2 separate regions of the Homo sapiens genome follow, and region 1 is linked to region 2. Evidence: read pairs that join two places in POLR2A ChIA-PET (ENCODE). Cell type or tissue: IMR-90. All regions are shown on one strand. Links, peaks and the distances in the headings refer to the core of each region. The heading gives the core; the rest is flanking DNA. Region 1 holds the start of ECSIT (ECSIT signaling integrator). Region 2 overlaps DOCK6 (dedicator of cytokinesis 6).

What was found. ChIA-PET counts read pairs that join two places held together with the same protein. Peaks named below come from ENCODE experiments on the same cell type or tissue, not always from the same donor. Only the 100,000 strongest peaks of a DNase experiment are listed, where the experiment ranks them.
Region 1: POLR2A ChIA-PET joins it to region 2 with 13 read pairs; 3 of 35 experiments call an interaction of 5 or more read pairs at or near these places.

Annotation. Positions count from the first base shown.
Region 1 is chr19:11,520,986-11,537,093 of GRCh38, reverse strand. ECSIT (ECSIT signaling integrator) reads left to right here and starts at 7,960. Exons shown (of 8, transcript NM_016581.5): 1 at 7,960-8,032. It also overlaps the pseudogene RPL18AP13 and the pseudogene RPS12P32. RefSeq lists silencers at 696-1,065, 1,076-1,145. In IMR-90, for the core only: a CTCF peak has its summit at 6,404; DNase peaks (open chromatin) are centred at 4,173, 4,893, 6,463 and 7,863; H3K4me3 peaks cover 836 bases; H3K27ac peaks cover 1,141 bases.
Region 2 is chr19:11,220,161-11,228,160 of GRCh38, reverse strand. It overlaps DOCK6 (dedicator of cytokinesis 6), which reads left to right. Exons shown (of 48, transcript NM_020812.4): 24 at 684-824; 25 at 5,055-5,168; 26 at 5,256-5,426; 27 at 5,913-6,052; 28 at 6,141-6,310. It overlaps DOCK6-AS1 (DOCK6 antisense RNA 1), which reads right to left. Exons shown (of 3, transcript NR_186345.1): 3 at 6,588-8,000. Among named protein-coding and RNA genes, the nearest start is that of ANGPTL8, 15 kb to the left of the region's middle. In IMR-90, for the core only: no CTCF peak of the experiment used is centred there; no DNase peak of the experiment used is centred there.

The sequences.
Region 1 (16,108 bases), core at 3,147-11,146, 310 kb before region 2:
AATTTGAGACCATGCTCCATGAACCTCAACTATGAGGCTAAGGTGGGGTTTCTCAACCTCCACACTGTTGACAGCTGAGGCTGGATAATTCTTCATGGTTGGGGGGCTGCCTTGGGCATTCATTGTAAGACTTCAAGCAGCATGCCTGGCCTCTACCTGCTACATGCCAGTAGCACTCTCTTAGTCCTAATAAACAGAAATGTTGAGGCACTGCGGCAGGACCCTGTAGTCCCAGCTACTAAGGAGGCTGAGGTGGGAGGATCCCTTGAGCCCAGGAGTTTGAGAACCATCTGGCCAAGATAGCAAGACCATGGTCTCTAAAAAAGAAAAATTAAAAGAAGAAATGTCTACACACATTGCCAATGTCCCATGATTGGGGTCGGGGTGGAAGCAGATCACCCCTGTTTGCCAACCACTGAGCTAAGGCAATGTGCTAGTTGATGGCATGTCATGATATGTTGAACATACACGAAAATACATAAAATACGAGGCCAAGGCGGGAGGATCGCTTGAGCCCTGGAGTTCGAGACCCGAGACCAGCTTAGGCAACATAGCGAGACCCCGTCTCTATTTAAAAAAAAAAAAAAGAAAAAATAGAAAGTACATAAAATGAGCTAACAATTAGCACCTGCTACGTACTAAGAGCTTTGAGCCTGTTAACTCATTCCTCACGACAGCCTTATGAGGTGGGTCTATACGAGGCACAGAGAGGTGACGCCGAATGGCCGGGTCACACAGCTCGAGGGTGGCAGGGGCGGGATTCGAACGCGCAGATTCCTGGATCCCTCCCAAACTGAGCGGCCCTCGGGGGCCGCAGTTCGCTACTGCGCATGTGAGGACCTGCAGCCGGCGCCCCCTGGCGGCCCGGGAGGGGCGGGGGCGGGACCTGGCGAGGTCCAGGCGGCGGTGACGTCACGCGATGACTCACTCGGCCCCGCCCCCCGGCCCGCGGCCTCTTGGCCATTTATAGAATCTGCACGGACTCTGAAGTCACGGCCCAGGCACGACGGGGGCGGGGTGGGGGAGCTCTTGGCGTGCCCCCCAACGGGGCAGCCCCGGGTACCCCCAGGGGGCAGCCCTTTCGGGGACTGCCTTGTCCCTCTGATTGTAGTAGGTCTGTGTCTCTGTATCTCCGTCTCTGGGTCGCTGAGCCTTTTTCTGTCTCTGCCTTTGTCTCTGTGTCTCTGTTTCTGTGCCTGGTCTTTGAGTCATTCTGTTTCTCTTCATGTCGCTGTCGCTGTATTGTCCGTCTCTCTTCGCGTCTCTGTCTGGTAGATGGGGGTAGAGGCATTAGAGGGGGCTGATCCCATATCGAGGCCCCAATCCCAGTAGACACCCGAGTGTCATCCCTTATTCGCTCCTTTCTGGCATTTTCCAGGCTCTAGCCCCTCTGTGCCTCAGTTTACCATCTAAATGAGAAGTGTAGGATCTTGTAAGAGGCACGGTTTCCCGAAGGGTCTAGGACAGTCATTGTAGGAAAGCCATGCCTCTCCTCAACTTCAGGGGACCCCCTAAAACCTTCCTGATGCTCAGAACCATTTAAAACTCACACTTGGCCGGGCGTGGTTTCTCACGCCTGTAATCCCAGCACTTTGAGAGGCCAAGGCGGGTGGATCACCTGAGGTCAGTAGTTCAAGACCAGCCTGACCAACATGGTGAAACCCCGTGTCTACTAAAAATACAAAATTAGCCGGGCATGGTGGTACATGCCTGTAATCCCAGCTACTCGGGAGGCTGAGGCAGGAGAATTGCTTGAACCCGGCATGTCAGGCAGAGGTTGCAGTGAGCCAAGATCACACCACTGCACTCCAGCCTGGGCCACGGGAGTGAGACTCTGACTCAAAAAATGTAAAAATAAAAATAAAACCCACACTCACACGTGTTTGTCTGTGTGTTTTGGGGAAAGTCAAAGCCCTGCTCTGCACCGGCCTATCTTGGCATCCTGCTCTGCAAGCTCCCTCCTCACGAAGCTTTCCTATCCAGAAATCTGGCAGAGGCTCTTGTTCCTAAAGGCTTCTGTTATGGGAACACTCACTCCATGCCAGCCACAATCTCTTTTAATCCTCACCATCACCTTCTGAGGGTAGAAACTCATAGGTCCATTTTATAGATGGGAAACTCAAGGTTCAGAGAAGCCAAGCCACCCTCCCAGGTAACACTGTTTGTACCTTTTCTTCCAAGTCCCTCCAGATGTGCTGTTTCTTCTTCTTCTTCTCCCTCTTCTTCTTCTTCTTCTTTCTTCTTTCTTCTTTCTTCTCCTTCTCCTTCTCCTTCTTTCTTCTTTCTTCTTTCTTTTCTTCCTCTTCCTCTTCCGCTGCTGCTGCTGCTCCTTCTCCTTCTCCTTCTTCTTCCTCTTCTTCTTCCTCTTCCTCTTTTTCTTCTTGTTCTCCTTCTTCTTCCTCTTCTTCTGCTGCTGCTTCTCCTCCTCCTCCTTCTTCTTCTTTCTTCTTTCTTCCTTCTCCTCCTCCTTCTCCTTCTTCCCCTTCTCCCTTCTCTCTTCTCCCTTCTCCTTATTTCTTCTTCTTCTTCTCCTTTTTTTTTTTTTTTTGAGTCAGAGTATCGCTCTGTCGCTCAGGTTGGAGTGGCATGATCTCGGTTCACTGCAACCTCCACCTCCTGGTTTCAAGCAATTCTGGAGCCTCAGCCTCCCAAGTAGCTGGGATTACAGGCACCCGCTACCACGCTGGGCTACAGATGTGTTTCTTGAGTCCCCAAACATGTTCCCACCTCAGGGTCTTTACAATAGCAGTTCCTGCCACCTGGAACACATTTCTGCAAGATGCCTGCATGGCCTCTCCCCAACTTCATTCAGTCTCTGCTCTAATATCACCTCTCAGAGAGGCCTTCCCTGACCACCTGCTGTAAAATAATAGCATCTCTCACCCCCAGACTGACTGTGAGTGGGTGGACAGGGAGGGAGCTGTTCACTTATAGTCTGGGTGCAGTGGCTCGTGTCTGTAATTCCAGCACTTTGGGAGGCCAAGATGGGCAGATTGTTTGAGGCCAGCAGTTCAAGACCAGCCTGGGAGACATGGCAGGGCCCTGCCTCTACAAAAAAAAAAAAAAGAGAGAGAGCTTTTTAAAAAAGTGCATTTTGGGAGGGCAAGGCAGGAGGATTGCTTGAGCCCAGGAGTTGGAGGCTACAGTGAGCTATGATCATGACACTGCTTATTTTTTTTTTTTTTTTTTTTTTTACAGAATCTCACTCTGTCACCCAGGCCGGAGTACAGTGGCATGATCTCAGCTCACTGCAACTTCCACCTCCCAGGTTCAAGCAATTATCCTGCCTCAGCCTCCTGAGTAGCTGGGATTACAGGTGCCCACCACCATACCGGGCTAATTTTTGTATTTTTAGTAGAGATGGGGTTTCACCATGTTGGCCAGACTGGTCTCGAACTACTGACCTCAGGTAATCTGCTTGCCTTGGCCTCCCAAAGTGCTGGGATTACAGGCATGAGCCACTGTGTCCAGCCATGCCATTGCATTTTAGTTTGGGTGAAAAATAAATAAATAAGAAAAGAAAAGAATGCTTGACGGCCGGGTGTGGTGGCTCACGCCTGTAATCCCAGCACTTTGGGAGGCCAAGGCAGGCGGATCACGAGGTCAGGAGATCGAGACCATCCTGGCCAACATGGTGAAACCCTGTCTCTACTAAAAATACAAAAAATTAGCCGGGCGTGGTGGCGGGCGCCTGTAGTCCCAGCTACTTGGGAGGCTGAGGCAGGAGAATGGCGTCAAGCTGTGGGGCAGAGCTTGCAGTGAGCTGAGATCGTGCCACTGCATTCCAGCCTGGGCGACAGAGCGAGACTCTGTCTCAAAAAAATAAATAAATAAATAAATAAATAAATAAATAAATAAAAGAATGCTTGACAACATGTAACGCAGAGGAGGCTGTGGGAACATTGTTGATGAGTGTGGGCAATTTGTTGATAGTTTCCCAAATGACAAATGTCCTTACCTTCTGAACAAGTATATCCTCTATTTTAGAATATTCCTCAGAAGTACAAGTGTAGGTGTGAAGAATGACATATGTACAGGAACATTTATTGCAGTGGCCTTGTCATAATAAATCACTATAAATCCCATCAACCTGGGACAAGGGAGATAGACAAAGTTGAAGTTAAAACATATAGCATGTTGTTTCAACTAAATGAAGACACTGTAGCGCTGTGGTTAAGAGTGGGGACTCCAGCTGGGTGCAGTGACTCACGCCTGTAATCCCAACACTTTGGGAGGCTGAGGCGGGTGAATCACCTGAGGTCAGGAGTTCAAGACCACCCTGGCCAACATGGTAAAACCCCATCTCTACAAAAACTACAAAAATTAGCTGGGCGTAATGGTGGGAGCCTATAATCCCAGCTACATGGGAGGCTGAGGCAGGGGGTTTCACCATGTTGGTCAGGCTGGTCTTGAACTCCTGACCTTGTGATCTGTCTGCCTCGGCCTCCCAAAGTGCTGGGATTACAGGTGTGAGCCACCGCATCCGGCCCATTGCGTTTCTTTCTTTCTGTCTGTCTGTCTGTCTGTCTGTCTGTCTGTCTATCTATCTATCTATCTATCTATCTATCTATCTATCTTAGAGATGAGGTCTCACTATGATGCCCAGGCTGGACTTGAACTCCTGGGTTCAAGTGATCCTCCTGCCTCAGCCTCCTAAATAGCTAGAACTACAGTGCCACTGTGCCTGGCCCTCATTGCATTTAATTGTCATATCTCCATACATTCCTACAGTCTATAATAGTCCCTGGGTCTTTCAGGACCTTGACACTTTTGAAGAGTGCTGGTCAGTTATTTTGTAGACTGTCTTCGAGTTTGGTTTGTCTTGAATAAACTGAGGTGTTTGCATTACCAGGAAGAATACCAGAGAGGTGATGATGTATCCTTCTAAGTGTGTCATACCAAGGGCTTCATGATATCACCATGACTCATTGCTGGTGATATAAATGTTGGTCCCTTGGTTAAGGTGGTGTCTGCTAGGATCTTTCACTGTGAAGCTACTACTTTTTATAGGGTTCTTTCTGGGACTGTAATGTTAAAGATTCTGCACCAGGGCCTCACATATGGTGTTCTGTGTTAATACATACAGTACATAAAATATGTACATTCTTGGTTTTTTTGTTGTTGTTTGTCTGTTTGTTTTTTTGAGATGGAGTCTTGCTCTGTCGCCCAGGCTGGAGTGCAGTGGTGCAGTCTCGGCTCACTGCAAGCTCCGCCTCCCGGGTTCACACCATTCTCCTGCCTCAGCCTCCCGAGTAGCTGGGACTACAGGCGCCCACCACCACGCCTGGCTAATTTTTTGTATTTTTTTTAGTAGAGACTGGATTTCACCTTGTTAGGCTGGATGGTCTTGATCTCCTGACCTCGTGATCCACCCGCCTCGGCTTCCCAAAGTGGTGGGATTACAGGCGTGAGCCACCGCGCACGGCCTGTACCTACTTGTTTTTAAAAGACTACTGGCCTGGTGTGGTGGCACATGCCTATAATCCCAGCACTTTAGGAGGCCAAGATGGGTGGATCGCAGTACCCCAGGAGTTTGAGACAAGCCTTGGTAACATATTAAGATCCCATCTCTATTTTAAAATAATAATAATAGGCCGGGCATGGTGGCTCATGCCTGTAATCCCAGCATTTTGGGAGGCCGAGGCTGGCAGATCACGGGGTCAGGAGATCAGACCATCCTGGAGAACACAGTGAAACCCCGTCTCTACTAAAAATACAAAAAAATTAGCTGGGCATGGTGGCGGGCGCCTGCAGTCCCAGCAACTGGGGAGGCTGAGGCAGGAGAATGGCGTGAGCCCAGGAGGCGGAGTTTGCAGTGAGCCGAGATCGTGCCACTGCACTCCAGCCTGGGCGACAGAGCAAGACTCTGTCTCAAAAAATAAATAAATAAATAAATAATAATAATGACTGGGCACGGTGGCTAATGCCTGTAATTCTGACACTTTGGGAGGCTGAAGCGGGAGGACTGCTTGAGCCCAGGAGTTGGAGACCAGCCTAGGCAACATGGTGAAACTCCATCTCTACTAAAAATACAAAAATTAGCCGGGTATGGTGGCATGCGCCTGTAGTCCCAGCTACTCGGGAGGCTGAGGCAGGAGAATTGCTTGAATGTGGGAAGCGGAGGTTGCAATTAGCTGAGATTGCACCACTGCACTGCAACCTGGGCGACAGAGCCAGACTCCGTCTCCAAAAATAAAATAAAATAAAATAAAATAAAATATTAAAAGACTAGTTCTGGAAGGATAAATAAGAAAACAAAAGCCATGACCACCTCAAGAGAAGGACACCAATAACTCTGAAGGCCACAGCCAGGTCAGCGACCCCATCATCTTACCCACTCCCCAGCTAAGCAGAGCTGACTCTGCTTGCTTGTAGCTGCGGGAGCCTGGCAGAGGGCAGTAGCGCTCCCAGCCGCTGCCCACGTGCCTGTCAACTTGCCAGAGAGGAGTGCTCCAGCCAAGCAGCTGATTGGCTACAGGTTTTCTCAGATTGCCCAATCACAAGAGTTCTGATGAGGTGGATGTCCTGCGGCTGCGCAGAGTCCTTGAGGCATCCTAAGGGTAGGTTCTTGCATCCTAGTCTCCATGCCAGCTCACTGCGCCACAGAGGCTGAGGGACTGCAGAAATGGGCTTATGAGGGCAGATAGCCTTCCTTCCCGGGGGACACTGTTATTGCCAATAGCCCATTTTATGTGCTTATCCACCTTAGTTATTAACAGCCTAAATCTGGTGCTTTCTGGGGGAGACCAGGAGCCCCCATTACTCAATCTCACCTCGTTTTATCCCATTTCCTCCAAAGACTCCACTCCGACCACACAGAGTCTTTGCTGTTGTTCCCAGTGCCAAAAGCGTTCCCCAGATATCCAGATGGCTCACTCACTTCCTCCGGCCTTTACTCAAAGGACACCTCACTGAGGCCTTCCTATTTATTTATTTACTGAGACGGAGTCTCACTCTGTCGCCCAGGCTGGAGTGCAGTGGTGCTATATCGGCTCGCTGCAACCTCCACCTCCTGGGTTCAAGCAATTCTCGTGCCTCAGCCTCCCGAGTAGCTGGGATCACAGGAGCACGCCACCACGCCCCACTAATTTTTATTTATTTATTTATTTTTTGAGACAGAGTCTCGCTCTGTTGCTGAGGCTGGAGTGCAGTGGTGTTATCCTGGCTCACTGCAACCTCCGTCTCCCGGGTTCAAGCGATTCTCCTGCCTCAACCTCCCGAGAAGCTGGGATTACAGGCACCCACCACCATGCCCTGCTAACTTTGTATTTTTAGTAGAGACGGGGTTTCATCATGTTGGCCAGGCTGGTCTCGAACTCCTGACCTCAGGTGATCCGCAGGCCTCGGCCTCCCAAAGTGTTGGGATTACAGGCGTGAGCCACCGCGCCCTGCCCTATTTATTTATTATTACTATTTTTAGAAACAGGGTCTCACTCTGTTGCCCAGGCTGGAGTGCAGGGGTGCAATCATGGCTCGCTGTAGCCTCGACCTCCAGGGCTCAAGCGATCCTCCCGTTTCAGCCTCCCGAATAGCTGGGACTATGAGCATGCGCCATCATGCCCAGTTAATTTTTAAATTTTTTGTAGATAAGGGGGTCTCGCTATGTTGCCCAGGCTGGTCTCGAACTTCTGGCCTCCCAAAGTGCTGGGATTACAGGCATGAGCCACCGTACCGGCCCCCTTTCACTTTTTGTTTTTTTTTAATTCATTTTCTCATTTCAGCCGCTGGGGCCTGCGACTGGATTCATAGACTATGACTCCCAAGTCCAGCCTCCCGGGCCATTTCAAGGTTCCCAGGTCTGGAGTGCGTCTTGCCTCATTAGAGGCTGGGCCTGGCTCGTTATGAGGCGGGTCCCAGATCCTTCCGCCTTCCTATTGGCCCACCTCGCGTTGTGGGCGGGACCTATTACACCAGCTTTCTTGATTTGCTACCTCCCTGGAGCTCCCTGACCCGGACGCTCTCTGGGCCAATATGGCAGCGCCCAGCAACAAGACAGAGCTGGCCTGGAGTCCGCGGCTGGCCGCGTGAGTAGGTAGGTCGCGCGCGGGTAGGCGAACGCGAACTGCTGGGCTGCAGGCGGGCCCTTCAGGACCCGGCAGCGCGAGAGGGCAGCCCTGGAGGGACCCAGCTGCAGGGCCAGGGCGCCATGACCTTTCGTAGTGGGGGCGGGGACGCGCTGGGAAAGGCCGCCTGTCTTGTGCCAGCCGCCTCACGCCCCCAGTCTCCCATTTTGCAGATGACCTCGCGAGAGGTCACGCCGCAAGTCGGCAACCGGGCAGGATTTGGAATCCGCGTCTGCCTTTTTCCCCCAAGAGACCCAGAATCCTGGCAGCCGGTTTCAAAGCTGTTGTACGTACACCATACCTCGGGGTTCAGATTTATAGGTGTTTTTTTGAAATTGAGGCTTGTTTCCGTTCAGTTGTTACTCGTTAGGCATCTGTCATATACCAGGCACTGTCCTTGGTGCTGGAGACACAGCAATGAGGAAGATAGATAAAAATCTCTCATCTCCTGGGGGAACCAGACTTTGAACAAATTAGAAATAAACGAAACAGGTGATTTCAGATACTGATAAGTTACTAAAAATGCGTTAATGGTGTCGGGAATTTCGCTTGAGCCCAGGAGTTTCGAGACCAGCCTTGGCAACATAGCAAGACCCTGTTCTCTACAAAAAATTATCTGGGCGTAGTGGTGCACGCCTGTAGTCCTAGCTACTCGGGAAGCTGAGGTGGGAGGATTGCTTGAGCCCAGGAGGTTGAGGCTGTAGTGAGCCGTGATTGTGCCACTGCACCCCAGCCTGGGCAACAGAGCAGGACCCTGTCTCCGAAACAAAAATTAATAGGGTGATGAGGGCTTTTAGAATGTGGGGAATGGGAGATGGTCAAAGAAGACCTTTCATTGAAATGACCAGAGACAGCTGTGGGCAGATCTGGAGGAAGAAAGCTCTAGACAGAGAGAAAAGCAAGTACAAAGGTTCTGAGATGGGATAAACTTAGTTTCTTTCAGAAACAGTGTAGCTGAAGCTGCCAGTGGTAGGAGTTGAGTTTAGAGGGGTAGACCCTATCTGATTTTATTTATTTATTTTTATTTTTTAGAGACAGGATCTCACTTGTTCGTCAAGCCTGGAGTGCAGTGGTGCAGTGCACTCCATAGCTCACTGCAGCCTCAAACTCCATGGCTCAAGTGATTCTCCTGCCTCAGCTTTCCCAGTAGCTGGAACTACAGGTGCACACCACCAGGTCCAGCTAATTTTTTAAAATAATTTTTGTAAAGATCGTGTCCTGCTATGTTGTCCAGGCTGGTCTTGAACTCCTGGGCTCAAGCGATCCTCCCCACTTGGACTTCCAAAGCACTAGGATTATAGGCATGAGCCACTGCTCCCTGGCTATTTATTTATTTTTAGAGACAGGATCTCAGTATGTTGCCCAGGCTAGAGTGCAGTGGCTATTCACAAGTGCAGTCATGGTTCACTGCAACCTCTAACTACTGACCTTAAAGGATCCTCCAGCCTCAGTCTCCTGAGTACCTGAGATGACAGGCATTCACCACCATGCCTGGATAATTCTTAATTTTTTTGTAGAGATGGGGTCTCTCTATGTTGCCCAGGCTGGTCTTGAATCCCTGGGCTCAAGTGATCCTCCTACCTTGGTCTCCCAAAGTGTTGGGATTACAGGCATGAGCCAGTGTGCCCAGTCTCTGATTTTAAGTGTGATATGCCGTTAGCGATTTTAGGCAGAAATCACTAATTTTAGTTGATTTATTTATTTATTTAGCGATGGAATCTCGCTCTGTCGCCCAGACTGGGGTGCAGTGGCACAATCTTGGCTCATTGCAACCTCCACCTCCCAGGTTCAAGTGATTCTCCTGCCTCAGGCTCCCGAATAGCTGGGATTACAGGTGCCTGCCACCACACCTGGCTAATTTTTGTATTTTTAGTACAGACGGGCTTTCACCATCTCGGCCAGGCTGGTCTTGAACTGACCTTGTGATCCACCTGCTTCAGCCTCCCAAAGTGCTGGGATTACAGGCGTGAGCCACAGCGCCTGGCCTAATTTTAGTTTAAAAGCTCCCTCTGGCTGGGTGTGGTGGCTCACACCTGTAATCCTAGCACTTTGGGAGGCCAAGATGGGTGGATTGCTTGAACTCAGGAGTTCGAGACCACCCTGAGCAACATGATGAAACCCCATCTCTACTAAAATACAAAAAATTAGCTGGGTGTGGTGGCACACACCTGTAGTCCCAGCTACTCGGGAGGCTGAGGCATGAGAACCAACTTGAACTGGGGAGGCGGAGGTTGCAGTGAGCCGAGATGCGCCATTGCACTCCAGCCTGGGGAACAGAGTGAGACTCTGTCTCCAAAAAAAAAAAAAAAAAGCTCCCTCTGGCCATAGTGGGGAGAACTGACTGGAGGCAGGAAGGGCAAAAGTGGGAGGCTTGATAGGTATCCAAGTCATAGATTGAGGTGGTGGCTTCAGATAGAAAGAGATGCATTTGGGATGGATTTGGAAGTAGTCACCTAGACTAGTTGATGGATTGAATAGGAGAGTGAGGGACATAGTGGACTCAGAAATGTCTCCTAGGTTTGTAGCCTGAATGGCCAGTAGTAGTGGTGCGATTGGATAGGATGGAGAGGATCAAGTTTAAGCAAGGATATCAGTTTGGAGCAAATTATGTTTGAGATGGCTGGGTATATGCCAAAGTGGCAGTTAGGTATAAAGGCTGGGGCCCAGGGATTGAGGTGAACATTGGGGAGCCATCAGCACACAGATCACCACTTCTCAAACTTTAATGCTCACAGGAGATACCAGGGACTCGCTAAAATGCAGATTTGGGCCTGGCGCAGTGGCTCATGCCTGTAATCCCAGCACTTTGGGAGGCCAAGGCAGGTGGATCACAAGGTCAGGAGTTCAAGACCAGTCTGGACAAGATGGTGAAACCCTGTCTGTACTAAGAACGCAAAAATTAGCCAGGCATGGTGGCATGTGCCTGTAATCCCAGCTACTCGGGAGGCTGAGGCAGGATAATTGCTTGAACCCAGGATACGGAGGTTGCAGTGAGCCAAGATTGCACCACTGCACTCCAGCCTGGGCGACAGAGCAAGACTCCGCCTGGGAAAAAAAAAAATGCAGATTCCAGTTCAGTAGGTCTGGGATAGGGCCGAGATTTTGCTTTTTTTTTGAGATGGAGTTTCGCTCTTGTTGCCCAGGCTGGAGTGCAATGGTGTGCTCTTGGCTCACTACAAGCTCTGCCTCCCAGGTTCAAGCAATTCTCCTGCCTCAGCCTCCCAAGTAGCTGGAATTACAAGCATACACCACACCCGGCTAATTTTGTATTTTTTTTTTTTTTTTTTTGTTAGTAGAGACAGGGTTTCTCCATGTTGGTCAGGCTGGTCTCGAACTCCCGACCTCAGGTGATCAGCTGGCCTGGACCTCCCAACGTGCTGGGATTACACACGTGAGTCACCATGCCCGGCCAAATTTTGCTATTCTAATAAACTTCCAAATGTTGCTGACACTGCCAGTCCCTAGAACACACTTTAAGTAGCTGTAGTTTTTTTGTTTTTGTTTTTGTTTTTTTGTTTTGAGTCAGGGTCTTGCTGTGTTGCTCAGGCTGGAGTGTGTGGCATGAACTTGGTTTACTGTAGCTTGGACCTCCCAGGCTCATGTGATCCTCCCACCTCAGCCTCCCAAGGAATGAGAACACAGACAGGTGTATACTACCATGCCTGGTTAATTTTTAAATTTTTTTATAGAGACAGTGTCTGGCTATGTTGTCAGGGCTGGTATTGGACTCCTGGGCTCAACCAGTCCTCCCACCATGGCCTCCCAAAGTGCTAGGATTACAGGCATGAGCCACCGAGCCTGGCCCTGAAAATTTAAATTAAGGTCTTAATCCTAGGTGCATATGAAAGTCATTGCAGTGCTTTTTATGTTTATTTTTATTTATTTATTTTTTTTGAGATGAAGTTGCACTCTGTTGCCCAGGCTGGAGTGCAGTGGTGCAATCTCGGCTCACTGCAACCTCTGTCTCCCAGGTCCAAGTGATTCTCCTGCCTCAGCCTCCCTAGTAGCTGGGATTATAGGCGCCCGCCACCCTGTCCCGCTAATTTTTGTATTTTTAGTAGAGACGGGGTTTCACCATCTTGGCCAAGCTGGTCTTGAACTCCTGACCTTGTGATCCACCCGCCTTGGCTTCCCAAATTGCTGGGATTACAGGCATGAGCCACTGCGCCTGGCCAGAGTGCTTTTTATTTTTTATTTTTTTATTTTTGAGATAGGGTCTCACTCTGTCACCCAAGCCAGAGTGTGGTAGCACAATCATAGCTCATATAACCTTGAACTGCTGGGCTCAAGTGATCGTCCCACCTCAGCCTCCTGAGTAGCTGGGACTACAAATGAGTGCCACCACACCCAGCTGGTATTTTTTTTCTTTCTTTTTTTTTTTTCTTTTTGCTGTTCTTGATCTCCCGGGCTCAAGTGATCCTCCCACTCTGACTTCCCAAAGTGGATAAGAAGCATGAGCCGCTGTGCCCAGCCTTCAGTGGGGTGCTCTATTTATTTATTTATTTTTGAGACGGAGCCTTGCTGTGTCATCCAGACTGGAGTGCAGTGTGGCGCAATCTCGGCTGACTGTAAACTCCACCTCCTGGGTTCAAGCGATTCTCCTGCCTCAGCCTCCCGAGTAACTGGGACTACAGGCGCCTGCCACCACGCCCAGCTAATTTTTATACTTTTAGTAGAGATGGGGTTTCACAATGTTGGCCAGGATAGTCTCGATCTCTTGACCTCGTGATCTGCCCACCTCGGCCTCCCAAAGTGCTGGGATTACAGGCGTGAGCCACCCTGCCAGGCTACTTTTGACACCCCCAAAATCCAGCCAGGTGCAGTGGCTCACCTCTGTAATTCCAGCACTTTGGGAGGCCGAGGTGGGAGGATTGCTTGAGCCCAGGAGTTTGAGATCAGCCTGGAAAATAGAGGGAAACCCAGCCTCTATAAAAATTGTAAAAATTAGTTGAGTGTGGTGGCGCACACCTGTAATCCCAGCTACTCAGGAGGCAGTGGTGGGAGGATTGCTTGAGTTGGGAGGTCAAGTCTGCAGTGAGCCATGATCATACCACTGTACTCCAGCCTGGGCAACAGAGTGAGATCCTGTCTCAAAACAAAAAATCTTAACTACTAATAGCCCACTGTTGTCCAGAGGTCTCAGTGATTACATAACAGTCAATTAACTTATTTTTTTATGTGAGCCAAAGATTTATGTCTTCATTTCTTGCATTTGAAGTACTCTTGGATGACATCCTTGGCCTGAGACTCCTTGCCATAGTCCTTAACTACTACACAACTGCAACCAACCACTTTACAGGGTTTCCCTTCTCTCAATTTTACAGAGCGCTACCCATTCCCCTAGTTTCTTGTTGTCATCAACCTTAATTAAGTTGATTTGGTGCTCAGCACAAAGGGACTCCACCAGCTTGACATACATAGGCTTATCACAGTTGGATCAAGCACACAAAGATGGGCTTGGCGCTTGTCTAAGGCTTTGGCAGCTTCACAGATTCCACGTGCTAGGCCATCGTGGATGAGGGCGGTCTTCAGCACCTCTTGTAAAGCAGTATTAACATCCATTACACCTCCAGCAGCAATGCCTCCCTCGGCCATGGCAGTGGGTTATGGGTGAAGCTGAATCTTGAACATACCCAAGCCTCCGCCTCCGCGCAACTCGGCAGTGGCAGGGAAAGGGTGATTAACATATTTTTTAATGTTATATATATATATAATACTATAATCTTACAATAAGCTGAAGAAAAGAAAATGTTATTAAGAAAATCAGGAAAACACATTGAATTTACTATTCATTAGGTGGAAGTGGATCATCATAAAGGTCTTCATTCTCATCGTCTTCACATTGAGTAAGCTGAGGAGGAGGAGGAAGAGGAGGGGTTGGTCCTGCTGTCTTAGGGGTGGCAGAGGCAGAAGAGGTGGTGGAGGAGGTAGATGGAGAGGCAGGCACATTCAGCTGTAACTTTTTTTTCTTTCACTCTGTCACCCAGGCTGGAGTGCAGTGGTGGGATCTCAGCTCACTGCAAGCTCCGCCTCCCGGGTTCACACCATTCTCCTGCCTCAGCCTCCTGAGTAGCTGGGACTACAGGTGCCTGCCACCACGCCTGGCTATTTTTTTTGTATTTTTAGTAGAGATGGGGTTTCACCGTGTTAACCAGGATGGTCTCGATCTCCTGACCTCGTGATCCACCCGCCTCACCCTCCCAAAGTGCTGGGATTACAGGCGTGAGCCACCGTGCCCGACCTTTTTTCTTTTTACTAGCCCCTCAGTGTTTAAAGTTGTAACTTTTATTTAATTAAATTTAATTAATTAATTTTTTTGAGACAGAGTCTCACTCGGTCACCCAGGCTGGAGTGCAGTGGCGCGATCTCAGCTTACTGTAACATTGCCTCCCAGGTGCAAGCAATTCTCCCACCTCAGCCTCCTGAGTAGCTGGGATTACAGGCATGTACCACCATGACTGGCTAATTTTTTTTTTTTTTACCGGGGCGTTCCTGAGTTTACGTGGGGCACACCTGGGTGAGGGCCCTACCCCTAGAAGAAGGTGTTGGGCCTTTTGGTGGTGAAGCGTGGCTTGTGCTGATGGCGCAGGACCTGGTGGGGCAGCGGGAACTTGATCTTGGAGTCTTGGAACTGCTTGACGGCCAGCCGGTGGGACTTGCTGGCTGCTATCTCCTCCATCTTCATGATCTGGATGGAATGGGTCCAGGTGGGGTACCGGGCGCCCATGTCTCGGTAGCACTGGGTGACAGCGCCCGTGGTGGTCAGGTCCCAATATTCCTGGTACATGTTGTGGGTGCTGCTCTGGGAGTTTGTAGCGCAGCCAGATGCCGAAGTTCTTCACCCGCAGGCGGTACTTCTCGAATGCCTGCCCACAGTTGACAGTCTCCCCGAAGACTTCTTCATCTTCTTTAGCTGAGATACAAAGTACCAGAAGTGGGACTTGGCAACGACATGATCAGGTGCAAAGATTCGCATGTGGTAGAGGGGTGGTGTGTGGCATTTGGGAGTGAGCAGGCAGCAACCCACCACCTTGTACTCTTGTAGTGTGCCCGAGGCCTTCATGGCATCCTCTCCATGCTTGCCGCCACCGGCAAAAGGAGCCTGGCTAATTTTTGTATTTTTAGTAGAGATGGGGTTTTGCCACGTTGGTTGGTTGGTCTTGAACTCTTGACCTCAAGTGATTATCCTGCCTGGCCTCCCAAAGTGCTGGGATTACAGGCGTGAGCCACCACACCTGGTCTTATTCTTATTTTTCAGACAGAGTCTTCCTCTTTCGCCCAGGCTGGAGTGCAGTGGCACGATCTTGGCTCACTGCAGCTTCTGCCTCCTGGGTTCAAGTGATTCTCCTGCCTCCGCCTCCTGAGTAGCTGGGGACTGCAGGAGTGTGCCCCCAGCCTGGCTAATTTTTGTTTTTTTGTTTTTTTAGTAGAGATAGGGTCTCTCCCATGTTGGCCAGGCTGCTCTCGAACTCCTGGCCTCAGGTGATCTGCCTGCTTCGACCTCCCGAAGTGCTGTGATTACAGGCGTTAGCCACCACGTACAGCCATAACTTTTACTGAAAAAAAAAAAAAAAATCCACGTATAAATGGACTTATGCTGTTCAAGCCTTTGTTGATGAAGGGTCAACTGTACGTTGCCGATGGGAATGTGAAATGGTGCAGTCATCCCCAAAAACAGTCTGGCAGTTCCTAAAAATGTTAAACATGTAGTTACCATATGTCTCAGCAGTTTGACTCCTAAGTATATACCCAAGAGAAGTATAAACATGTGTTCACATAAAACTTCTACACGAATGTTCATGGCAGTAGTAGTTATAACAGTCAAAAACATTTGGCAAACAACCCCAAATGTCCATCAATTGATGAATGCATAAATAAAATATGGTTATAGCCATACAAAACCTGGTTATATTCCATTCCAAAAACAGTGGAATTGGCCGGGCATGATTGTAATCCTAGCAATTTGGGAGGCCAAGGTGGGTGGATCACTTGATGTCAGGAGTTCAAGACCAGCCTGGCCAACATGGTGAAACCCTATCTCTACT
Region 2 (8,000 bases), core at 1-8,000:
TGCGTGCCTGTAATCTCAGCTACATGGGAGACTGAGGCAGGAGAATCGCTTGAACCCAGTAGGCAGAGGTTGCAGTGAGTCAAGATTATGCCACTGCACACCAGCCTGGGTGACGGCAAGACTCCATCTCAAAAAAAAAAAAAAAAAAAGAGGGAAAGCTTTCTGATCAAGGTAAGACACATCCCTAAAACTCTTCAATAGGTTATTTGAAGCCTCCTTCCCAGGGCCTGCTGGCTGCATCCCCTCTGGGCCTCCAATAAAGCTCCCTTCAAATCCAGTGCCTCAAGCCCCACCCTTTGTCCCACCTCTGACTTGCCCTGGGGAGACCCGCATAAGCCCCTCCCACATCCTCTCAGCCTTCCCACTCTCTACACTTTGCCTGGGATGCTCACAGGATCTGCCCACGGCTTTCTTAAGCCCCATCCATAGGTCACAAGCCCCACCCACATCCCTCAGGCCCCAGCTTCTACCTGCAGCTACAGGGCTCAAACCTACCTTCAGCCCACCTCCATTGCTAATAAAGCCCCGCCCCTCCTGTCAAGCCTCCTCCACCCACAGCCCTTCAAGCCCCACCCACAGTCCTTCAAGCCCCACCCACAGCCCTTCAAGCCCCACCCACAGCCCTTCAAGTCCTACCCACAGCCCTTCAAATCCCACCCACAGCCCTCTCACCCCACCCCCAGGTGAAGAGTATGGCGCTGCACCTGCTGCTTGGCCAGCGACTAGACACACCCCGCAAGCTGCGCTTCCCCGGACGCTTCCTGGACGACATCACTGCCTTGGTGGGCTCTGTGGGCCTGGAGGTCATCACCCGTGTCCACAAGGTGAGAGATGCAGGGTCTCAATGTGGGAAGAAACCTGAGGGAGGACATAGAGCCAGCCAGGTGGGGGCGCCAATCCTGCCCAGTGTCTCCTGGCCGTAAGACCAGGAATCCACTTTGCTGGGTGGATCCGTTCATTCATTGTCTGTTTCTTAAGTGCCTGTAACGTGCACAGCCCTGTGCTGGGTGTAGCAATATAACAATAAACAAAACAGACCCAAATCCTTACCCTTGTGTAGCTTTTAAGGGGAGACTTGAAGAAAGTAAGGGATCATTCCATGCAATGTCTGGGGAAAGAGCATTCCAGGCAGGGGGAATAGCAGGTGCAAAGGCCCTGAGGCAAGACCATGCTTGGGCTAACAGTAGAGCAGTAAGGATGGCTAGATTGTAGTGAATGAGGAAGGAAATGAGGGTTGGTGGGAGCGGGGAAGTGACAAGGCAGATCCATTAACCCTTAGCACAGTCAGAGTATACAGCAAGTGCTCAATAAATGGATGTTGATGTTCTGAGACCCTGACAGTGGACTTGTTCAGGCCCTGGATTACCAATTCCAATGCCCTCAGGGGCTAGGCAGGCAATACTAATCATAATAGTAATAATATGGAGCATTTATTGAGCACTTACTGTATATCTAAGCATTTTATGTGGATCGTATCATTTTTTTGTTGTTGTTTTTTTTCTGAGACAGAGTTTCACTCTTGTTGTCCAGGCTGGAGTGCGATGGCGCAATCTTGGCTCACCACAACCTCCGCCTCCCAGGTTCAAGCGATTCTCCTGCCTCAGCCTCCCAAGTAGCTGGGATTACAGGCATGCACTACCACGCCCAGCTAATTTTGTATTTTCAGTAGAGACAGTGTTTCTCCATGTTGGCCTGGCTGGTCTGGAACTCCTAACCTCAGGTGATCTGCCCGCCTTGCCCTCCCAAAGTGCTGGGATTACAGGCGTGAGCCACCGCGCCCGGCCTTGGATCGTATCATTAAATTCTCACAACAACCCATGAAGTTAGTATTATTGTTATCTCCATTTTACTGATGGGGAAACTGAGGCATCGAATGAGTGGTAGCTTAACCTTGTACCACACGACTGAGAAGGGGCAGAATGAGGCTTTTGAATCTGAGCCACCAGCTCCAGACCCCTCACTGTCAATACCAGTTTCAGCTGGGAAAGTGGGGCTTATGGTGGAGCAGAGGGCAGATGTCCCACCTAACAGGGGTGACCATCACTCAATCCAGCCAACAGAAACCCTGCAGGAATGTGGCTCAGCTATGTCCAGATTGGCTGTTTTTGTTTTTGTTTGGAGATAGGGTCTTGCTGTGTTGCCCAGGCTGGAGCGCAGTGGTGCGATCATAGTTCACGGCAGCCTTGACCTCCTGGGCTCAAGGGATCCTCTCTCCTCAGCCTCCCAAGTAGCTGTGACCAGAGGCACAAGCCAACATACTTGGCAATTTTTTTTTTTTTTTTTTTTTTTTTTAGTAGAGTCAGGGTCTCACTATGTTGCCCAGACTGGTCTCCAACTCCTGAGCTCAAGGGCTTCTCCCACTTTGGCTTCCCAAAGTGCCGGGATTACAAGCGTGAACCATGCCTGGCCAGATTGACTGGGGTTTTTTTGTGTGTGGTTTTGTTTTTGTTTTTTTATTTGTTTTTGTTTGAGACACGGTCTTGCTCTGTTGTCCAGACTAGAGTGTGGTGGTGTGATCATGGCTCACTGTAGCCTCAAACTCCTGGGCTAAAGCAATCCTCCCACCTCAGCCTCCAGAGTAGCTGGGGCTACAGGTGCGTGCTACCATACCCACCTATTTTTGTGTGTGTGTGTGTGTGTAGAGATGGGGTCTTCCTATGTTCCCATGCCAGGAGATGGCCTGGTGTCTAAGGAGAAATGGGACCTCTGGATTTGCTGGGAACTTTCCAGATTTTTGAAATGGCGTTCTGGCCCAGGCCAACCCTTACACAATCACATGTGACCTCCAAGCTGGTCTCAAAGGTTCTGGCCTTGTCTCACTGGAGCCTTCCCAAAGACTGACATTCCCAGGGGCTGATCCAGATGGTGAGGAAACTACCCCAAGAAAGAGATCCAGAGAAGAACAATGCCTGTGATAATCCACTTTTTTTTTTGAGATGGAGTCTTGCTCTGTCCCCGAGGCTGGAGTGCAATGGCACGATCTCGGCTCACCGCAACCTCCGCCTCCCAGGTTCAAGCAATTCTCCTGCCTCAGCCTCCTGAGTAGCTGGGACTACAGGGGTGCGCCACCATGCCCGGCTAATTTTTTTTTTTTTTTGAGACGGAGTCTCATTCTGTCGCCCAGGCGGGAGTGCAGTGGCGCAATCTCAGCTCACTGCAACCTCCTCCTCCTGGGTTCAAGCGATTCTCCTGGCTCAGCCTCCCAAGTAGCTGGGACTATAGGCGCCCACCACCACCCCTGGCTAATTTTTTGTATTTTTAGTAGAGATGGGGTTTCACCATATTGGCCAGGCTGATCTCAAACTCCTGACCCTGTGATCCACCCACCTCAGCCTCCTAAAGTGCTAGGATTACAGGCAGGAGCCACCATGCCTGGCCGGGTTGCAGGGATTTGAGGGCCACTGAGGCTAACTTGTGAGGCCTCAGAGTGGCTCAAGAGAGTATGAGGGCAGAACGAATACCAGCTGGGCCTCAGGGCCACATCAGCCACCTCACTGTTCCCCGGACTTGCTAGGCACATCCTGCCTCAGGGCCTTTGCACTGACTGTTCCCTTAACCCAGGATGCCATTCTCCCCATGGCTCTTTGGTATCCTTCAGTATCTCTGAAAATGTCACCCCCGTCTGTTAAGGTTGGTGACAAGTAATTATAGGCTGGGCATGGTGGCTCACGCCTGTAATCCCAACACTTTAGGAGGCCGAGGAGGGCGGATCACCTGAGGTCAGGAGTTTGAGACCAGCCTTACCAACATGGTGAAACCCTGTCTCTACTAAAAACACAGAAGTTAGCCAGGTGTGGTGGTGCGCACCTGTAATCCCAGCTACTCAGAAGGCTGAGGCAGGAGAATCGCTTGAACCCAGGAGGCAGAGGTTGCAGTGAGCCGAGATCGCGCCATTGCACTATAGCCTGGGCGACAGAGCAAGACTCCGTCTCAAAAAAAAAAAAAAGAAAGAAAGAAAGAAAGAAAGAAAAGTAATTACAGTTTTTGCCATTGAAAGTAATTGCAAAACTGCAATTACTTTTGCACCAATTTAATATTGTCTTTGAAGCACATAGAACTATCTGAAATTCTTGTTTATTTTGTGTCTCCCTGCCCCCGCCCCACACACACACACTGGATTGAGTTGGACCCGCAGCAGGGATGGCATCTGCCTCATTCACAGGGATTGGCACAGAGTAGATGCTCAGTAAAGCTCACATTAAATGGTGCTGAGAGGCCGGGTGCGGTATCTCACGCCTGTAATCCCAGCACTTTGGGAAGCCAAGGGAAGCAGATCACCTGAGGTCAGGAGTTCGAGACCAGCCTGACCAATATGGCAAAACCCCATCTCTACTAAAAATAAAAAAATTAGCTAGGCGTGGTGGTGGGTGTCTGTAATCCAAGCTACTGGGGAAGCTGAGGCAGAAGAATCGCTTGAACCTGGGAGACAGAAGTTGCAGTGAGCCGAGATTGTGCCACTGTACTCCAGCCTTAGTGACAGAGCAAGACTCCATCTCAAAAAATAAATTAATTAATTAAAATTAAAATAAAAATAAATGATGGTAAGAGTCGATCAGTTAGGGCAGAGGCTAATTCGCTTCAACACAGTCACAAGTGATTTAAATAACCATAGCTTATTTCTGAGTATTAAGTAGGTTGTAGAGGCATCACTGTGTGGGCCTGGCCCTGGCAGTTCCCCGGCACCCACCTGCTTCTGCCATATAAGTGGCCACCTCACTTTCCCCTCAAATCCCATTGGCCAGAATTGGTCATGTGGTTCAACTGGAAGGGAGGCTGGGAAATATAGTCTCTCCCCAGCTCTGAACTCTGGACAGAGAGAGCGAGAGGATCTTGCAGGGAGTTAGCCCATATCTGCCTTGGTGTCTTAAGGAGCATGGGAGGGGAAGGCAGCCTGAGGAGGACAACCAGGAAGTCCCAGAGTCACCACAGCCCACAGACAAAGGCTTTGGGGCAGTGATACAGCTCCTAGGGGTGGCAGATGATCTTGGTGAGAGCCAAGCCCCTGTCGGGGCTGAGGTTTGGGTGTGTGGGTTGACAGGCACCTGTGTCCCCAGGATGTGGAGCTGGCCGAGCACCTCAACGCCAGCCTGGCTTTCTTCCTCAGTGACCTTCTGTCCCTGGTGGACCGGGGCTTTGTCTTCAGCCTGGTCCGGGCCCACTACAAGCAGGTAGGAGTGGGCGTGGGCAGGGTGGGCATGGCATGGATGGAAGGCGGAGCAATGTTGACATCACTGATGGCCACCCCTCTCCTGCAGGTGGCCACGCGGCTCCAGTCGTCCCCTAATCCAGCAGCCCTGCTGACCCTGCGCATGGAATTCACCCGCATCCTGTGCAGCCACGAGCACTACGTGACCCTCAACCTCCCCTGCTGCCCCCTGTCACCTCCAGCCTCGCCCTCCCCCTCTGTGTCCTCCACCACCTCCCAGGTGGGCTGCCTTCACTTCTGCCTCCTCTCTTTGACCTACAACCTCTCACCTTCAGTCCATCTCCTATGGTTCCCTCATCTCTGTCCCTTTCACGGTGGACCACTGCCTAGGTGAACTAATCCCTTATGTTTGACTTTTGACTTCTGACCCTTCACCTCTCTTGCCATTCTCAGCAATTTCCCAGAAGGACTAACCTCTGATTTCTCTCCCCTAAATCCTAACTCCCAGCCCAGTGTTCCATCTGCTATTTCTCAGTCCTCTGACTTTTGACTCCGTGCCCTGTTACATCACAGATGGGTTAACGTCAGCCCCTCACTTCTGGCCTTGAAACCCATGCCCACTGTCACCTCCAGATGACTTAACATCAGTCTTTCATCTGTGGCTATTGGCACCATGATTTCTGTCACCTCCAAGATGGCTTTAATGGTGACCTGCCACCTCTGACCCTTGACCGCTGGCATCCCCCATTTTTCCCCCACTCTGCAGAGCTCCACCTTCTCCAGCCAAGCCCCGGACCCCAAGGTGACCAGCATGTTCGAACTGAGTGGACCATTCCGGCAGCAGCACTTCCTAGCTGGGCTCCTGCTGACGGAGCTGGCACTGGCCCTCGAACCTGAGGCTGAAGGGTGAGCAGAGCTCCTGTCTAGCCCCAGGACAGGTGGGACAGTCCAGGAGCCATGTCCACCCTGTCCTGAGCACCTCATTACCCCATAGGGCATTCCTGTTGCACAAGAAGGCCATCAGTGCTGTGCACAGCCTGCTATGTGGCCATGACACTGACCCCCGCTACGCCGAGGCCACTGTGAAGGCTCGTGTGGCCGAGCTGTACCTGCCACTGCTATCGATTGCACGGGATACCTTGCCACGGCTGCATGACTTTGCTGGTCAGTGGGCCAGGGGAAGATGGGGTCACATGATCCAGGGACTTGGTCACAGAAGGCACAGGATAGTAAAGGTGGGAGAACACAGTCACTGGTATGAGTATAGACATTAGGATTAGCAGAGCAGGTTAAAGTGCTAGGACAGACTACTTAAGTCATAACATCTCTGAGCCTCAGGTTTCTCCCCTGTAATGGAGACAGTAACAACACCAACTACTTCATAAGGTTATGTGAAAATGTGGGGGGCTGTAGTACTGAGATATTGTCAGCCTACAATAGATGGGAGATATTATTGTACCATTTATTATTTTCTAAGAAGAGCAAAAAGTAGGGAACATCCAAGTGAGAAAATGATTGGAGTACATTCATTCACTCATTTTCAACAAACATTTATAGGCATTGTTGAGGGGGGTGGTATAACAGTGGTTGGAAGTACAAAATTGGGATTTGTGGGTGGATGCCTTTCATCAGTTTGGGGAAATTCTTAGCCATTCTCACTTGAATTTTTTTCTGCCTCATTTTCACTCTTCACTCCTGGGACTCCAATTACACATATATTAGGCCTTTTGATCACATCTGTTATGTCCTGTTCTGTTTTTTCCATTCTTTCCTCTCTGTAATCCAACTGGGAAGTTTTTTGTTCACTTGTCTATGAGTTCACCACTTATGTCTTCTGTTGTGCCCAGTGTCCTGTTGACCCCATCCGTTGAGTTCTTAATTTCAGATATTAGGCCGGGCGCAGTGGCTCATGCCTGTAATCCCAGCACTGCAGGAGGCTGAGGCAGGCAGATCACGAGGTCAGGAGATCGAGACCATCCTGGCTAACATGGTGAAACCCCGTCTCTACTAAAAATACAAAAAATTAGCTGGGCATGGTGGTGGGTGCCTGTAGTCCCAGCTACTCGGGAGGCTGAGGCAGGAGAATGGCATGAACACGGGAGGCGGAGCTTGCAGTGAGCTGAGATCGCACCACTGCACTCCAGCCTGGGCGACAGAGCGAGACTCCGTCTCAAAAAAAAAAAAAAAAAAAATTCAGATATTATATATTTTTTTCCAGTGTAAAATATCCATGTGATTTTTTTGTAGATCCCAATTCCCTGTTGAAATTCTCCATCTTTTGTCTCATTTTTGCTCATCTTTTCTTCTAACTTTAAAAGTTTCTGTTTGCTGACTTCCAGATTTGATCATCCATGTGTCTGCTTCTGTTGTCTCTTTTTCTCTCTTATCCACCACATTTTCCTGCCTCATCCCTTGCCTTGTAGTTTTTTATTATATTCTGGACATTGTATAAAAAAGAACCATAGGGATGAAGCAATGTCATCTTTGCCCAGTGAGAAGTGTCCTTTCCCTCTCTTAGGCAGATAGGATAACAGGCTGATCACCTCAGTCCAATCAGGAATTGAGCTAGGCTGGACTGGGCTAGAGCTTTATTTACACTCAGTCTACCTTTTGTTTCAGGAGACTCTAGGGCAAGATCTGCTATATATTTGTTGACAACTCCTCCCTCTGTTGAGACTTTTTAGGGGAGAGAATGGGGGTTACCTTTTTAAGAGCATAGACTTGGGAACCAGACTGTTGAGGATAAAATTGTAGCTTTTGGGCTGGGCACATGTGGTTCATACCTGTAATCCCAGCACTTTGGGAGGCCGAGGCAGGTGGATCACCTGAGGTCAGGAGATCGAGACCAGCCTGG